3 separate regions of the Mus musculus genome follow, and all the other regions are linked to region 1. Evidence: chromatin loops called from intact Hi-C (ENCODE). Cell type or tissue: left cerebral cortex. All regions are shown on one strand. Links, peaks and the distances in the headings refer to the core of each region. The heading gives the core; the rest is flanking DNA.

Region 1 (5,246 bases), core at 988-3,487:
GCGCTCTCCTCCTCGGGCCGCCGCGATTGTTGTGATTAGTTTTTGGAAAGGCTTAAGCCTCGGGCTCCAAACTTCTCTCCTTTCTTTCTCTCTCCTCTTCTTTCTCCCAGCCCTAGTCTTAAAGAGGCAGCAAAGTACTTTTCCCTTTTTGCAAACACTCTCTTCTCTGCCTTGACAACTCCTGATACTTTTTTGAACAAGTTAATAGACAACCATCCATGTGATGGGGGCTGTCAGGGAATAAATGGGTTTCCGGCGGCCAATCAGCGAGCGCCGGCTCCTGCGCCCGAGCCCAGCCTCGCCAGAGGGTTTTGCATGAAAGGGGGCGGGGCCTGCCGCGCCGCCGAGCCGAGCCCAGCAGAGCGCTGTGCCCCGAACCGCGCGGGGGAGGCGGGCCCGCAGCCGGCCGCTGGGGAACCTTTGTATCCCCCCCCCCCGCCCCCCGTTTTCAGCAACAGGTCACGGCGCACGCCTGTTCGAAGGAAGTGGGTAAACAGCACCAAGACGACAGCTCCTTTCCCCCATGCTACGGAATATTGGCTCTCTCTTGGATACATAAGGGTGGATGGGGCGCGGGAAGCTGGGGCCAGGGTGGGGCAAGGCCCATGGGTGGTTCAGGGCGACTGTCCAACTAGTATTTCAGGAAGCTGGCAGAGCCGGAGGTGGTGTGCCATTGTTTCTGCGCTCATCCGCGGCACTGCGCTCTGTCGCAGCCCCTCTTCCAACCTTGTCGCCAGCACCCACTCACCCCCTCTTCTCACCGTACAGACGAGAAGTTAGACCCAAGCCTCGGGCCTCAGCGCCCTCCTGGCTTCCGTGTCATCGGCTCGGTTCCCAAACACGAGTCCTCTGCCCATGTAGCTGACTGTAGAGCAGAGCTAGGACCAGGCCTTGTTCCCAGCCTTTTCCTAGGCCGACTCAGGTGTGGCTCAAGGAACCGCAGCACGTGTCCTCAACCCCTAATTCCCTACTCCACCAACCTGCCCCATCCAAAGGGTGCAAAGGCAAAGCTGGAACTCTGCTCCCGCTCTTTCTAACTCCCAACCCTGACACAAGAGGATTTTTAGTGGTGGCAGTTTCAGAGGAAACCTTGGGGACGAAAGCATCAACGGAAAGAAGCTCCCGAGTGCAGGGGATGGGGGGAGGGTCACGCAACTTCCTGGCATCCCACCGCGAGGCGCGGAGGTGGCATTTGGGCTGCGCTCACAAACTCCCTCCCACGCAGCGTTCTCAGGATGGGGCAGCGCAGCCGGCATTGCCCCTGCTGACAGGCACGGTGGTAGTCACGAAGGCCCGGCCGAGAGGCGCCGGGGCCTGGGAAGCGCGCGGGGTCCAGAGGTGCAGGTGCAGGCGGAGAGAAGGCCCGCCGAACCCGAGGAGCCGGCACCAAGCAAGCCCAGGCTGTGGGAGAATGGGCTGGGGGCGGGGGTAGGGGTTCAAGAATCTTGCCTGCCCAGGACCCGAGAGGGTAATTTTAGCCGATCTCCCATTGTCCAGACGTAAAGATTTCAATCGGCAGGCGCTCAAAAAGCCCAGAGCCACAGCCCCACGTCCGTTACAAATAGGTAGTTTTGTTTCTCTTGTTGTCGCTACACGGAGTCAAACAAAGCCCCGTCTAAGTTTCCTTCCACTCTCTTGTTGGAACCTTTGTGGCTAAAATGCACTTGGGTACAAAAGAGGGGAGAGAAGGAAGAAAGTCCTGATGCCATTTTTTTTTTTTTTTTAAATAAAGAGCTTAAACCATCAGGGTTACTTATTTTCTTTCTTTCTTTCTTTTTTTTCCCTGCAATACTCTCGCGGCCCCTCCTCCCCTCATCTACCCCAACTCTGCCTAAAGAAAACGTTCACAAGGGTATCTGCCGGCCACGCTCCGCTCATTGTCCTTACAAACTGCCCTGTTTATCCTTCCCTCTCTGCCCACCAACGCCTCTTCCCCACCCCCACATCTCCAATCCCCATTCTCCCAGGCTTGGCTGTTATTGTCACACTCAGCTAACTATGCCCACTTTAGACCCAGAAAAATTGTGGTAAAGAAATTCTGTAAACTTGAAATAAATAATTTCTTCTCTAGTCCACCCCTCTCACTGCCCCAGGTTCTCCTTAAGTTTTGGTTGCTTTAGTTCTTGGGAACCCGGAAAGGACTTATAGAAACGCGTAAATATTTGGGACTCTTCAAATTAAAGCATTGTTTTCTCCTTAATCGGGGTGTACTATTACGCTCAACACGAATCTCTGGAGACCAGAGCAAAGGTTGAGCCAGGGAAGGCGGCCACCGACTTTTCAGCGCGCCTAGTTTCTGAGATGTGGCTGCTGCGCCCCCTGCTGGTGGACTTGCTTTTACTAGAGTGCTTTTACCTTTAAAAGAAGGTGTGTAAAAATAAAGTTAAAAAAAAAAAAACCGAGGAGGATGGAAGATCAAACTAATTACACATAATCTAAACAAAAGAAAAGTTAACATATCATATAAGCCGTGGGACGAAATCATAAGAATCAAATTTAATTTGCTTAACTTAGAAATGTACATAGAACCGCCAGATAAGTGGGAGGTTAAGCGAGGGGAAAATAGGTATAAATTATGAGATTCAAAGTATGAATGAATTATGATTGTCCGCGCGCCACGAAGGGCAGGCCGAGCATTCACTTTGTGATTGTGTATGTATCTGTAGGTGCTTAATAGCACTTTTTTCTGAAAACTTAGAAAAAGCTTATGGATCATTAAGTTTGAAGAAAAAAAACCCCAACGAGTTGATGTGGACAACGGTGGCGAATATTTATTAATATAAATACTGATAATGGATGACGATAAAAGAACATCTCTTGAAATCTTGATATCTTTCTTTCAAGGTTAGTAGGAGGCAGATTTTTTTTCCTTCCCCCAATGGGGATAGTCTGAACCTCTCCAATGTGTGTTTGCACCTGAACTCTGTAATAATCTACTTAAAGAGGGTAAGGGGGTCTGGCTAGGTCTCTTGTTAATTGCTTTATCATATGAATAAACTATGGGAGTGCATTACAGTCGTGTTATCATTTGTGGTATTTATTTGCAGCTTTATTTTAATTAAGTCTACTGTACTTATCAGAGGCAATAAACTAATGGTGGCTGGTGTTTATGCATAATAATTTGCGACGAAAATAAGATTAAAGAAGATGGCGGTAGCAAAACCTATTTTCTCATTAGAATATTTTTAGAACATATTGAAAAAAATTAGATCACTGGCCACCGATTTCAATCCAACACCATCATAGTCCCCTAAGTATAATAATAACTATGACAGCCCCAGCCCATGACAGAGGCAAGCCTCTTTTGGGGTTATAATAGCTGACTACAGTACCAGCAACAATACACTATTGACTAGCAGAAAGAGACTTGGAACAGGGTGCTTCATCCTCTGAGAATTTAAAATGTTGCTACTGGCATAGTTTATGAAAATTGGAAGTGCTTCATCTAATGTAATACTTCCCTTCATGGGCAGCAAAAAGCTATACACTTTTAGACCAGCATTAGTGATTAGCATATGCCTGGAGTAATCAGATTTTATTTTGTTCTGCTATTGGCCCAAGCCAGAAGCCTTAACTGCCAAGCATAACCCAATTTTATTTAAAAATCTTTTACATTTTTCTCTCCTCGACGAGTATTATATCTGAAGCCAACTGACAATGTTGTGGAGGTGCGGACTGTAGACTTATTTTTTTCTTCTTAGTGGCAAATAGAGGTTTAAGTTGCAGTAATTAGCGAGAACTAGCCAAGCATCTTACTATTATGATGCTTGTTAAAAACGCTTCGCTCCTGCATCTGCATTTGAGTGGGTTCCCCTCCTCTCCTAATCTCCTTATGGAAATGAAGGCGAACGGCAGGGGACCTGCAGAGTCTCGGAGAATGCCCTTGTTAACTGGAATTTCTCAGCATTGCTAATTAGCAGAGTTTGACGACCACCAGTATTGGGGGAAAGCTCTGTTTAACCACTCGCCAACCATTCCGAGGAAGAGCAGACTAATTTTATTTTGTAATTAAAATCTGAAAAGGGCCCTATTTGACAGTTAGGGCTATGAGAGTTTTATCTCCCCGAGAAATAATTACTGCCTTGATAACTCAATTTTCTGAAAAATGTCAACTGTGGGTTCCAAAAGTTTTAATTTCATTACATAAGGAAAAGTAGCAAGAAAAATAAGAGAAAATGTACAGAAAGGCTTTCTAATTCTGGAACTGGTTAAATATATTGGGAACCAGCTTTAACCAAACGAAGTGCTCCCCCCACCCCCTTTAAGTTCCTCTTTATGCTAGCTAACCTTCTGAGCATCTCTTCTGACCACAACCATAGCAGGAATCCTTCTGCAGCGAGAAACATTACATTGGAGCCAGGCATTCAAGAGGCAAATCAACAACAACAACAACAACAACAACAAAAACCCCTGAAATACAAAAACTATAGAAAAGTTCATGATTTTAAAAGCAGAGACTATTAAGAGGCTTAGGGAATGGCCCATGCATCTGATGAGGTTCTGTTTGTCTATGCCCCAATACTATAGGAAAACAGAGAATTTATGCTTCCTTCTGCCCTCTGAGTCACAAAAAATGCTGGGTCAATCCACATGGCAGGTGGGGAAACTGCTGAGCCTTCAGAGGGACCAGAGCTTTAAGAGTTAGGAAACACAGATGACGACAGGGAAATGCATTTGGAAGATTTATTTTCCAAATAAATAAGTACATAAAAAATCACATACCTTCCAAAAATAATCAACAAGAAACGTGCTAGAGAAATGAGGATACGGAAAGTTAAGGTAGGAATTAGAAAATGAATCCCTTCGCTGTGAGGTTTCCTCTGACCTAAGTTCCCTTCATTGACCAGACTGTAGGGGCACCTTCATTTTCCTAGTATAACTGAGGAAAATGGCTGTTCTTTCATTGGTGCCTTACTTATCCCGTTTTCTTCCCATGGTCAGTGTTAAACTTGGTAAGTGTGAGAGATGACTGACAGGGTCCATAATCCATGTTTCAAGATGCTACAAAGAGCAACCACAGACTTCTACCCCTTTTTGTTTACCATATGGATACAAGGTACACTGCTAATTTAAAATTGCTCAATCATATTTTTTTCTCCTTGTGTCTCTCCAGGATCTTGCCTTTAATTTTCAGAAGTGGTATTATATGAAACAAATGGACAAGGGGCTGTTGAAGCCTAGACCCAATTTTACCAAATAATTTCCCTCAAGAGCTGCAAGGACCCTTGAAACCTGCGGAATGCAGG
Region 2 (5,246 bases), core at 1,882-4,381, 570 kb before region 1:
GAGCATGTTTTTGAGTCAGTGCATAATATAGCTATTTGTTCTCTCGAACACATCTTAGGGATGAAAAAGGAGTTAGGAAAATGAGCCCATTGTTTTTTAAAATTAGTGACAAACTTCAAAATAATTCCAAACAAACCTCAAATAAAACATTCTCCCCCTACTGCGAGTCCCATTTAAACTGTTTGGGTCAGTCTGCTTTAATGAGCCCCATTCATGCTGACTCGTCCACACACTTCACACAAAGACAACTGTACCTCTAAACCCATTTGAAAGTGATGGATGACTGTCAGCTCTGTGAGGCGAGCATGTGGTGGCTTGATAGCGCGGTGAAAGCAATCGCCGAGTGCGAGTCTGTTTCTTTTGGCAACGGAAGGGGTTGCTAATGGATTCATCATTTTCTGTTAAGCATGAATGTCAAACAAAAAAACATTTAGGGCTCTATTCAGCAGAGTTTCCGGCTTGATGCTTGCCAGCTATGGAGGCCCTGTGACTTGGAACCTGGACAGCCCAAAGCCTGATTTTTATTCCCCAAGTTCCGTGGAGCTAGAGCCCCCGAACCTGGAATTCTGCCAAAAGCTCCTTCCTCATCCTCTACCTCTTCCTGTGCCTCCTCCTTCTGCCCTTCTCACACTTCCTCCTCTCTCCTCTTCCTTTGCCTGCTCTTTTCCCTTCACCTCCTCCCTTGTCCCGCTCCTCCTCTCTTGCTCCTCCTCTCCTGCTCCTGCTCCTCCTCTCCTGCTCCTCCTCTCCTGCTCCTCCTGCTCCTGCTCCTCCTCTCCTGCTCCTCCTCCTGCTCCTGCTCCTCCTCTCCTGCTCCTCCTCTCCTGCTCCTCCTGCTCCTGCTCTTCCTCTCCTGCTCCTTCTCTCCTGCGCCTCCTCTTCTGTCTCCTGCTCTGCTTCCGTCTGCATCACCTCGGCTTCTCCTCCTCTACCTCCCCCTTCTCTTTCTTTTTCTTTTTCTCTCTTCAGCTCCTCTCTTTTCCAATCATGTGACATTATGGGCCTTGCTCTTCGATTGGTGGTATCTGGAACAGAGTGAGATACCAGCTCTTATCCCATCATTGACTCTGCCTAAGAACCACATAGAAATCCACTCATAGAGGGCTGGCAGGGTAAGCACGGGGCACATGCCAGTGCTGCTTGTATCTTAGACCTGACTGGATGAAGCAGGGATTGCCCATTTGTTATTTGGAAATCATAAACAATCAATGTGCTCTGAACTCATTCTACGCCCAGAAAATGAACACAAAAATAGAAGTGGAGAGAGATGTAGGCTTTTGAGATGCTGTGTTGTTCTCTGAATGGACCGGGAGAGGGCTTGGGGAAAATGCTGGCCTTGCCACACAGCTCTTATTGTATCATTTACCACAGAAGGGCTTCCTTCTGTGGGAGAATGGCTTCTTCAACCACATCCACAGTGGAAGGAATTAGGAGCTGGGCCCAGACAAGGGGAGCACTACCCCCCTGCCAGAGGCAGTGACTATTATTTAGACCCCAGAGTAACTGTGAGGCTGGCATGAGTCTTGGAACCAGCTCTGACATCGTGGATAACTCTCTATCAGCCTCAGTGCCTCAGATTTTGAACATTGTTGTTTTGTAGGTTAAATGAAATTGCAAAAGATCAGTAGTCTAAATTACGAGTTCATGCACATAGCGATTTATTAATTTAATTATTTTAACTAGTAAGGTGAACAAACAATGAAAGCCAGGAGCTTGTGTAAGGTCTAAGAGCTCAGAACATAGAAGAGATAGATTATTAACACCCACTTGCTTCTCTGCCAATCAAATGGGTGCTCCCTCCATCTGGGCTCAGCTCCTCCTCTGTGCCCTGTGGATATGGCTGAAGAAGCCATTCTCCCACAGGCGGGTGGGGTGGGGTGGGTGGGGTCTTCAGATGTCAATGATATCAAAAGAGCTGTGTCTTCTGTCTCTAGTCCCCAAAGTGCTTTGGTTGTAGGCAACTGTCCATTCATACATGGCTTTTGAAGTGGGTACTCAGTTTCCAACCCTGACCTTCATGTTTGCATACCAAGTGCTTTTATTCCTCTGAGGCATCTCCTCAACCCAGAAGCTCGAGCTTTCCTTGGGCACTAAGTTTTCACAGTAGGGGACTGGATCTGAGCACAGGGTTAATACCTGTGCACTGAGAAGGGAAATAGGATGTAAAGATGAACCCAGAGGTCTGTTTTAAGTTCTTTGTGAGTGTGGCTTGCATCTCCTCTCTTGTCTCTAATCCTCAGTCATATTTGGAGGAAAATTAAAATAAGTTGTGAAATGCTGCCAGCGCTTTGTAAATGACAGGACTACTGGTGAGTTAATGTGACAATTCTATTGATAACTTAGCTTAGGAGATGAAGCTAGACATTGAAAAAAGCAAAAGTAATAGTCTTCTCTGAATTATCAAATGGCAACTCCCTCTGGAAATGCCCTCTACTACCTACATAGTCAACCAGGGTTTCTCTCCTTTGTTTGCATGTTTATAACACCACACACACACACACACACACACACACACACACACACACACACACACACTGTGACAAAGATGATCTTGAGGGAGACAAACACTCTAAGAACTCAGGAAATATTTGTTGAATTTAGTAAACACTTATCCGGAAAACAGAGAAAGTTGCTCTATGGTGTCCAAGTTCATTCTATCTACCCTTAACCTCTGCGTTGATTTAATTGCTACTTACATGAAATTTTCACCAAATTAAATAACATTTTGTTAGCTCATTTTGCTAAGTTCTATATGCCTTTGTCTCTCGAAATATAACTGAACAAGAATGATCTACACATGCATTATACACTCTACCAGGGAGGCTGCAACCCAGATGTCATTTTAACCTGCGGAAGTGGCCGGATCCCTGTTCCACGGGGCTGATTTCAATGAGGAATTTTCAGAATGATGAGGCCAGATTTAGCTGGTAGCAATTATTGGCACATTTCAGATGAGCTCAGCGTGAAGAATAAAACTGAAGTAAGATTAAGTCTCAAATAGTAAAGGAGAGGAGGGAAATGAAAAGAGAGGCCAAAAGGGTTTGGAAAGCAGGAAAGGACCAGTTATCTGCAGGAAGCTGGTATTCTTGTGTGAGATGTGTGTGACCCAGCCTGGGTGAGAATGTTATCTCTATGTGATCTGCAGAATTTTGCTCTTGACTGCAGCAACTGCAGAAGAGTGAATTAAAGTCTTAAGGAGAAAAATCAATAAGAGGGAAGGAAAGATAAAAGCAAGAAGGCTAGAGAGCATTTCAAAAACCAAGTAGAAGTCTCATAAATGGCCATGGAGGACCGAGCAGTATTTATAAGGGTTTAACAGGAATCCCAATAGGAACAGATTTGTTGGTCACCCTGGGGGGAGGGGGACTGAAAGGCTTCTGAGTGGTTTATGGCATTTGCCTGGCTTCTCACTCCAGTGTGTGACAGACAGGAATAGAGACTCTCTGAAGAACTGTATGAAGCCAGATCTGGTTGCCAGGCACCTTGATGATGAGAATTTGACTGGAAAGGAATTTTGAGAAAGCTGGGGCTGAGCTGTGAGAGAAGCACAGTCTCCAAGCACAGCCCTTGCTACCGCTCCCAATTTATTTCTAAACTGGAAAAAAAATAGATAGCACAGCCATTTGTCCCAATAAGAGCCATGCTTTCTCTACTCTAGATTCACAAACCTGTAAATGGTTTCTGTTTTGGACTATTATATGGGGAATTCCTTCCAAAGCCCCACATCTTCTATTTAAATGAGATGGTAGAGATGCAAGTATGAAAACATGAATGAAGAGGAGTGGTCCTGTGGAGGAAATTGATGCAGAGTGTCCCTACTGGTCCAGAGCTTCAGGACATTGACAGTAAAGGAAGTAGCTATGACCTTCCCTGGAGGATCCAAGCAGGGAGAGTATTTGATACTGCATGCACCTTAGCATGATTTGTTTGTGAGTTCTGTCCTGAGTTTTCATCATGCCATAGGTGCTCTTAGTATGGAGAAACACTCTAAGTAAAAATCTGTTAATGCACAGTATGACTATTCTTAATCAGGAATGAAATGTGTATTAGGGTGAAAGTTGAAACTGAAGTTTAGCAGAGTTCAGAGTTTAGAAATGTACTTATGTAGTAGAAACGCACACATATCAGCACTAAAGAACACCTGAGAAACAAAGCCTAGGGAGGGAAGACATTTGCAGGGGTGGGAGTTTCAGTTCTGACAGGCTGAGTAAGGTTGGCCCTGTCTGATTCCAAGGGAAGAATTGTAGGTGCCGGTCTCAGGGCTCTTGAGTATCTGACTGTGCTCAGTGGAAATGGAAAAGAACTGAGATATTCCTGTTCCTCTCACACTTTGATCAGAGCCCCAGTGCCTGATGTACTCAGACCCTCACCTCAAGGCTATTCCTACTCCAGGCACTGGACCACAACTGGCCATCTGTGATGTCAGTCTATTGAGCCAGTGCCTTTCTGGTGGCCTCAGAGCCCGTTTCCTTCTCTGCATGAAATCCTGTGTCAACAGCCCATCTGTCCAGAGTGAGCATCTGCACTGCTTTGGCCAGCCCCACCCTCAGAGCAATGAGCATTCTCCTCTTCCTTTGTTTTTCTCCTTAGGGCAAAGCCCTTTATTTATATTGCCTGCAATTTTCCCCACCACCTACAAGGCTCTTATTCTCATCCACAAAGGAGGAATCCCCGGTTCAGTGGGGCACGCTATAGGACAGATCCAAAGCCATGAAGCTGACGAAGGCAGGATAAAATTCAAACTCATCTCTTTATCTCTCCTTCTCTTTCCTGTAGCTGCACAATTCTTCACCCAGGACTTGTGGCTAACACATTTCCCAGCGTCACATCAGGCTCTCTGGACCTGTTATAGGTTCCTCCTTGCTCCTGGGAAGTGTCACACCTGATCTTAACAGAGGTGATCCTCTGACCTCTGTGACAAGCACCTTGTATAGAACACACTCCCAAAGACCTGGACCACCTGAAAAGGCCTGCTCTTAGTATACAACCTCCCCTAGAGGTGTCTCCAATCGTACTTAGTCTCCTCAGTCAAGCTAGTTTCACATGGAGACAACAAACATGCTTGCCCAGCTTCTGTATCATCGTCCTCTCTCAAAAGTCCCCTAAAAACTAAGATGTTCTCTTTGAGTTACACACACACACACACACACACACACACACACACACACAAAGTGGTTCAGCCGCAGTGACCACAGCTTAGGGAAAGTACATTGGTTTCTGGTGCTAATTTGTAAACCGAATTCTAA
Region 3 (5,246 bases), core at 1,882-4,381, 540 kb after region 1:
TGGCTTCCAAAGCCATCGTCCTAGCCCAAGCCTCCCCCTCCTCCCTTAGAGCACACAGAAGCAGGGAGTAACAGCAGCAGGAACACTAATGTGGAAAGCACATGTTCTCAGCACCCTAAGCAAGGTCCTGGGTATTCAACTCTTCAGTGAATTTAATCCATAGGAAATGTTATGCAGTCTTTAAAAATCTATAGATTTAATTTTTTTTTTTTGATGTGATGCTCCAAGTTTTCAAGATGAAGGAAAGTGGTGACACTGAGGGGAAGGGAGAGAATGGAATGGTTTTTTGAAACAAGAAATGTACAATCAGGGTCTGCCCTGCTTGCCTGTGTGCCAGGGTCCCTGCTGATCGATCTACTCGGCTGCTGTGCAGCTTAACTTGCCCTGAGCAGCCAGCACAGCACCTGACAGCAGAAATCTACATTTCTGTTCCTCCCCAGCATCTCCCTGCTCCTCAAACGCTGGACATCCCTGCAGGCTGAGGACCTTCTGTATGCCACACCATTGGTGAATGAGGCAACGGCGGTGTGCCCTGTGCCATCATTCAGACCACTTCTCCTGTTCTCTGTCCCATAATTTTCATCCTGAATCGTGTGTCACGTAATCAAACCTTGTTTTTAAATAAAAATGTAATTCAAATCATAATTTTAAACTGGTCGTTAAAATTAAATGTAAATGAACATGAGCCGTCCTTTATAATTAATTTGACTCCCCTACAGCCATTCAGTTCAGTGTTTGGCATTTTACTGCCAAATGTTCAAAATTAAATCCCATGAATTACAATTAAAAGAAGCCAAATATTATAATAAGAGGGGCTTTTTTTTTTTTTTTTTTTTAGAAAATTAATGATAGAAACAAAGTGTTGCTAACAGCAAGCATTGATAAGGAACTGGGAGAAAGCACGGTGCTTCGTGCCCGTGGTGCTTCAGGTGGGCTTTACTTTATCATTAGCATCCTCTCGGAGCCTACACTGAATCCGTGGTTGGAACTCACTGCCTTAACCCTGATATCGGATGAGAAAAGTTTCTAGGCATTTTGAAGTAGTCATTATGAAACTTGTTTTTTAAGCATAAATGTTTCTAGATCACCAGCATCTCTAAAGAAAACAATAAATAAAATCAAAGTAACCAGAACCTCGGTTTGATTTTGGATTTGCTGAAAATAACATATTCACAGGTGAGGTGACAGCTCATCTCTTGTTTTGTGTTAATCAAAAGTAAAACTGGGAAAGGCGAGCAGAGCAGGAAAAGCCAGGGCTGGCAGAGCAGTCGTCTTTCATTTGCATAAGCAAATCACCTTTCCCCATCGCAGGCAGACAACTTCGGAAATACCTCAACGGTTTATCCGTGCTCTCATCGGAGCATAAACACACTCCTTCAAAAGAACAGAGACACGGCCAGTTGCACGCTAAATAACTTACGATACAAATATATATCAAAGGCAACTGCACATTTGAAGTGGAAAAGAAGGATACATTCAAGTATGAAACCTCGCAGTTGTCAGTGGAGGTTGAAGGTCGGCGTCATCATTTTATAGGAGCTGTCGGTGCTCTTTGCTTCCTGGTTTCTTTGGTTTTGTTTGCTTGCTATTATTATTTATTTCTGGCCAGAGAATTAACACTTGATCACTATGGTATCTCTCACCCAGGGGGAGGAAATACCTTTTTATAGAAACATCCTTCTCCCCAGAAATACCAGCATGCTTAATTCCTACCAAACCAAAACAAAGTGTGCTTAAATTGTATAGGTAATATGAGATACAAACTACACTTTACATAGGCATACGAGACAGATGCAGCTATACATTTACATCTCTACCATACACTTGATCCCAGGTGGAGAACTCCACTTTAAACACACAAAGCCTGGGTGGCTATTGTAGACCACACTTAGGAAGGGCAAATTGTTACAAAGACTGCTACCCTTATGGAATATGCCTGTCACATTTTTAACTTCTTAAATCATCAAACTGTGTTACTTCCATTTAAAAATTCATAATTTTTTAATGTAGCTTGATGTTTTCTGTATAAAGTTTAATAATTTAGTATTGACAACCAAACACATTTCCCTATATCCTACAGAAGGCTAAGTTTGAACCCTGGCTTAAACAGTCCTTATTAAACACTGCATTGAACACACTCTTTACGCTAATCAGAGGAAAGGCAAATAGCACAGTAAGACTTATTGGGAGTTTGCCTCCCTTCAGTGGAGCCTGTTACTTGAGAAATTTGCTTATTAAAAGGGGAAATCTTACAAGGTGGAAAAAAATGTAAGCTCCATTCCTAACATTCAATTATTGCCCCAATCGGGTTTTTTTTGAGTGGTACAAACTATTAATTTACAAATATGGAGCCTTTCTCAGTGGCACGCTTCCAAAAGGCACCAGGTGTCTGATTGTATTCAAAATCACAACCCAGGGAACACTTAGTACAGTAAATACACAAAGGAAAAGCCTACTGAATTCCAATGTTGTTTCAAACCCATCTGCAATCAAGTATTTTCACAACCGAACATAAATTGCACCTACAAACGGGGAAAGGTTCTATGTGCATATCAGACACGCAACAGGCAACAGCCCTCGGAGGGAACCCACTCCTCTCCATAATGTCAAGACCTGGGATGGAAAGGCAAAGTTACAGAGTAGAGATTTCAGTTCTTATTATTTTCCAGTTTTTCTGTGTAAGCAGCAGACTCTAAGAGGATCAGCCCTATTCCGTGCCATCAGCGTTTTCCGAGTGCCATGTTTAAGTACTTCTCTGAAGATGCGTGAGTGTGCATGAAGATGAAAGGCTTATGAATATCAATAAATCCAAGAGTCCAAATGCAAGCCTTATCATTTTTCTAAAATGCATTCTGTTAGACACAGCTAAAGGATACTAACTGGAATTTGGCTTTCTGGGTTCATACTCTCAAGGTACAAATAGCGAAATATGCATTAAAGACTTTAGCATGCGATAGGCTAAAGAAGAGGAAAATCAATAAGTAGCCCCAATTCAAAATAACAAAAAAGGTCACTTTGCACTGCAGCCTACCTAACTGGATGGCTTCAACCCTCAAAACCAAAGTCATCACTATCAACCTTGGTTTCTGACTAGGAAGAGATCTAGGAAGCTCAGCTGCTGAACAGCAAGCAAGCCTAAACTTTCAAGACTGAGGTCTGGCTGCCCTTGAGGGTTCACCACCTTTATCTCCCCTGAAAAAAAAATGCCAATATAAAAATTCTAAAATACCTTCATAAGCCCCAAGGAAAGCCTGTGGACAGAGAGATGATGTGATAGACTCCTTCCTTCCTCTCCTCAGCCGCTTCTCCTCTGTGCGGCTGCTAGCGAGCGAGAGCATGGAGAGTCAGCCGCATATTTAATTAGAAGCAAGCTGCTGCTTCGCTATCAGTGTGAGGATCTACCTCTCCAATCTCTTGTGAGTCAATCTTTCCCATCTCTGATTTTCTTTTATATTTATGCTAGAATATTTAATTGTAGACAAAAGGTTACTCTGGCTGTATTCACTGCACAGAGGCACAATAATCTGCTTTAAAAGGCTTGACATTTCAGGCTTTTCAAAAAGGCTGAAAAAATTATATCCCTGCTTTTGTTAATCAATGAAGTAGAACTCTCCTGAACAAAAGAATTAAATTGCTTGGTTGGTTTAATAAAACCAACAGAAATAGCTGCTTCCTTTGGGCTTTATTGTGTAGGCATGGCACACGCACCCAGCACTGTAATTCCATATGATTCAGGGCAAAACTCTAATTTCTGCACACAGTTGGGTTTTTAAATCCTATTCAGACCCTATCCATTCTGGCTGGCTCTCTAAGGCCAGATTTATCATTAAACTTGACTCTTTTTCTGAAGTGTGGCAACCATATAGCAATTTTAATTTTGTTCCCATGCCTGTAACCCTCCAAAAAAACTGTCCATTAAAAATATATTAATCTAAATATTACCTTTTTGTTCTGTTTAGTCTGGAGCTAATGGTTTTACACATCTTTCCAGTTATTTAATTAGGAAAAAAAAAGGATTGGAGGGAGTGAAAATGTGGCAGGAGCTTAGTTGTGAACCTATAAAATAGTGCCTTTTTAAAAAACACACCCCACGATCAAACCAGAAAATAACCATTTTGTTAAATTCCTATTTGCAGCCTAGGTTTGCAAGTAATACTGGGTATTTATTGGCAAAAGACCTCAGAACTTCCGGGTTAACCAAGCTGATTGCAAAAGATGAAGCAGATGACCACTGTTTTATCTAATCACAAGGCAGGTCTCAGTTTTACTGAGAACACAAAACTGTCTAGGGAGGTGGCCCTTTCTCAAGAGCTTTCAGATGGGTCCTTTTGTTCTGTTTGTGTCAAACACGCGGAGAAAGGAACATGTTCTTCCAGGGTTCTATGTGGAAGGGGCTAAGAGTTCAGATGGTTCAGGACACACTCTCGAGGATGTGGAGGAAGATCAGGGAAGGGGGGCATTGGTTGGATCAACCATTACCACCCAACCCCAAGCTTTACACATTGAGAGCTACAGAGAGCATTTTTCCAAGATAATGATGGAGATAAGTGCCAACAGACATATTTATGCCAGACACTGCCTAATGCTGCTTCTGACCTAATCCTGGAGCTGAAGGTCACACAGAGGTCATCCAATCCCTATAGGTTTTGTCAGCCCCCACCCCCCGTGGAGATAATGAATGGCTCAAACAAATCTAGCCATAGTAAGTGCTCAATAAATGGAGACTACCATTGTGCTTACAACCCCTGTCTAATCCATTTCACATTGGCAGGGATTCGCAATAGCTGTGCCTCATTACCAATCATATGCCAGTAGCTCAACTGGAGACCCTGGTTTTCTCTAACAAAGACATGCCTTGCTGCAAACATGGGGTGGGAGATTACATTGTTGCCAAAGTGGAGTAGGCAAGTGTGGGGAGGTGTCAGGGATGTCCTAGCTCAGACATATAAAACTGCATCTCCTCACACTTTCCACTCTCTGTCACAACAGATGAGGTTTAGGCTACTTGTTAGGTTACTGCAAAGCGCCAGCTTTCTTCATGAGAGCCTCTCCCTCTCTCCCTCCCCCTCCCCCTCTCCTTCCCCCTCCCTCCCCCTCCCTCCCCCTCCCACTCCCTCCACCTCCCCCTCTCCTTCCCCCTCCCTCCCCCTCCCCCTCCCTCCCCTTCCCCCTCTCCTTCCCCCTCCCTCCCCCTCCTCCTCTCCCTCTCCCTCCCCCTCCCTCCTGCCCCTCCTCCTCTCCTTCTC

The links. Peaks named below come from ENCODE experiments on the same cell type or tissue, not always from the same donor. Only the 100,000 strongest peaks of a DNase experiment are listed, where the experiment ranks them.
Region 2: a loop joins it to region 1, with 5 times the contacts of the local background. A loop is called at or near these places in 2 of 42 quality-filtered maps.
Region 3: it touches region 1 in a loop (2.3-fold over the local background); 3 of 42 quality-filtered maps call a loop at or near these places.

Annotation. Positions count from the first base shown.
Region 1 is chr3:34,644,967-34,650,212 of GRCm38, reverse strand. The region is part of intron 3 of Sox2ot (SOX2 overlapping transcript (non-protein coding)); the gene reads right to left. It overlaps Sox2 (SRY (sex determining region Y)-box 2), which reads right to left and starts at 218. Exons shown (of 1, transcript NM_011443.4): 1 at 1-218. RefSeq lists a promoter at 1-731 and enhancers at 3,785-3,857, 3,820-3,930, 3,645-4,036, 3,678-4,128, 2,702-4,283. In left cerebral cortex, for the core only: a CTCF peak has its summit at 2,329 (motif pointing left); DNase peaks (open chromatin) are centred at 1,200, 1,503, 2,297 and 2,586; H3K4me3 peaks cover 704 bases; H3K27ac peaks cover 1,250 bases.
Region 2 is chr3:35,220,647-35,225,892 of GRCm38, reverse strand. No RefSeq gene overlaps it. Among named protein-coding and RNA genes, the nearest start is that of 1700017M07Rik, 53 kb to the left of the region's middle. In left cerebral cortex, for the core only: no CTCF peak of the experiment used is centred there; a DNase peak (open chromatin) is centred at 3,410.
Region 3 is chr3:34,102,555-34,107,800 of GRCm38, reverse strand. No RefSeq gene overlaps it. Among named protein-coding and RNA genes, the nearest start is that of Dnajc19, 24 kb to the right of the region's middle. In left cerebral cortex, for the core only: no CTCF peak of the experiment used is centred there; a DNase peak (open chromatin) is centred at 3,266; H3K27ac peaks cover 186 bases.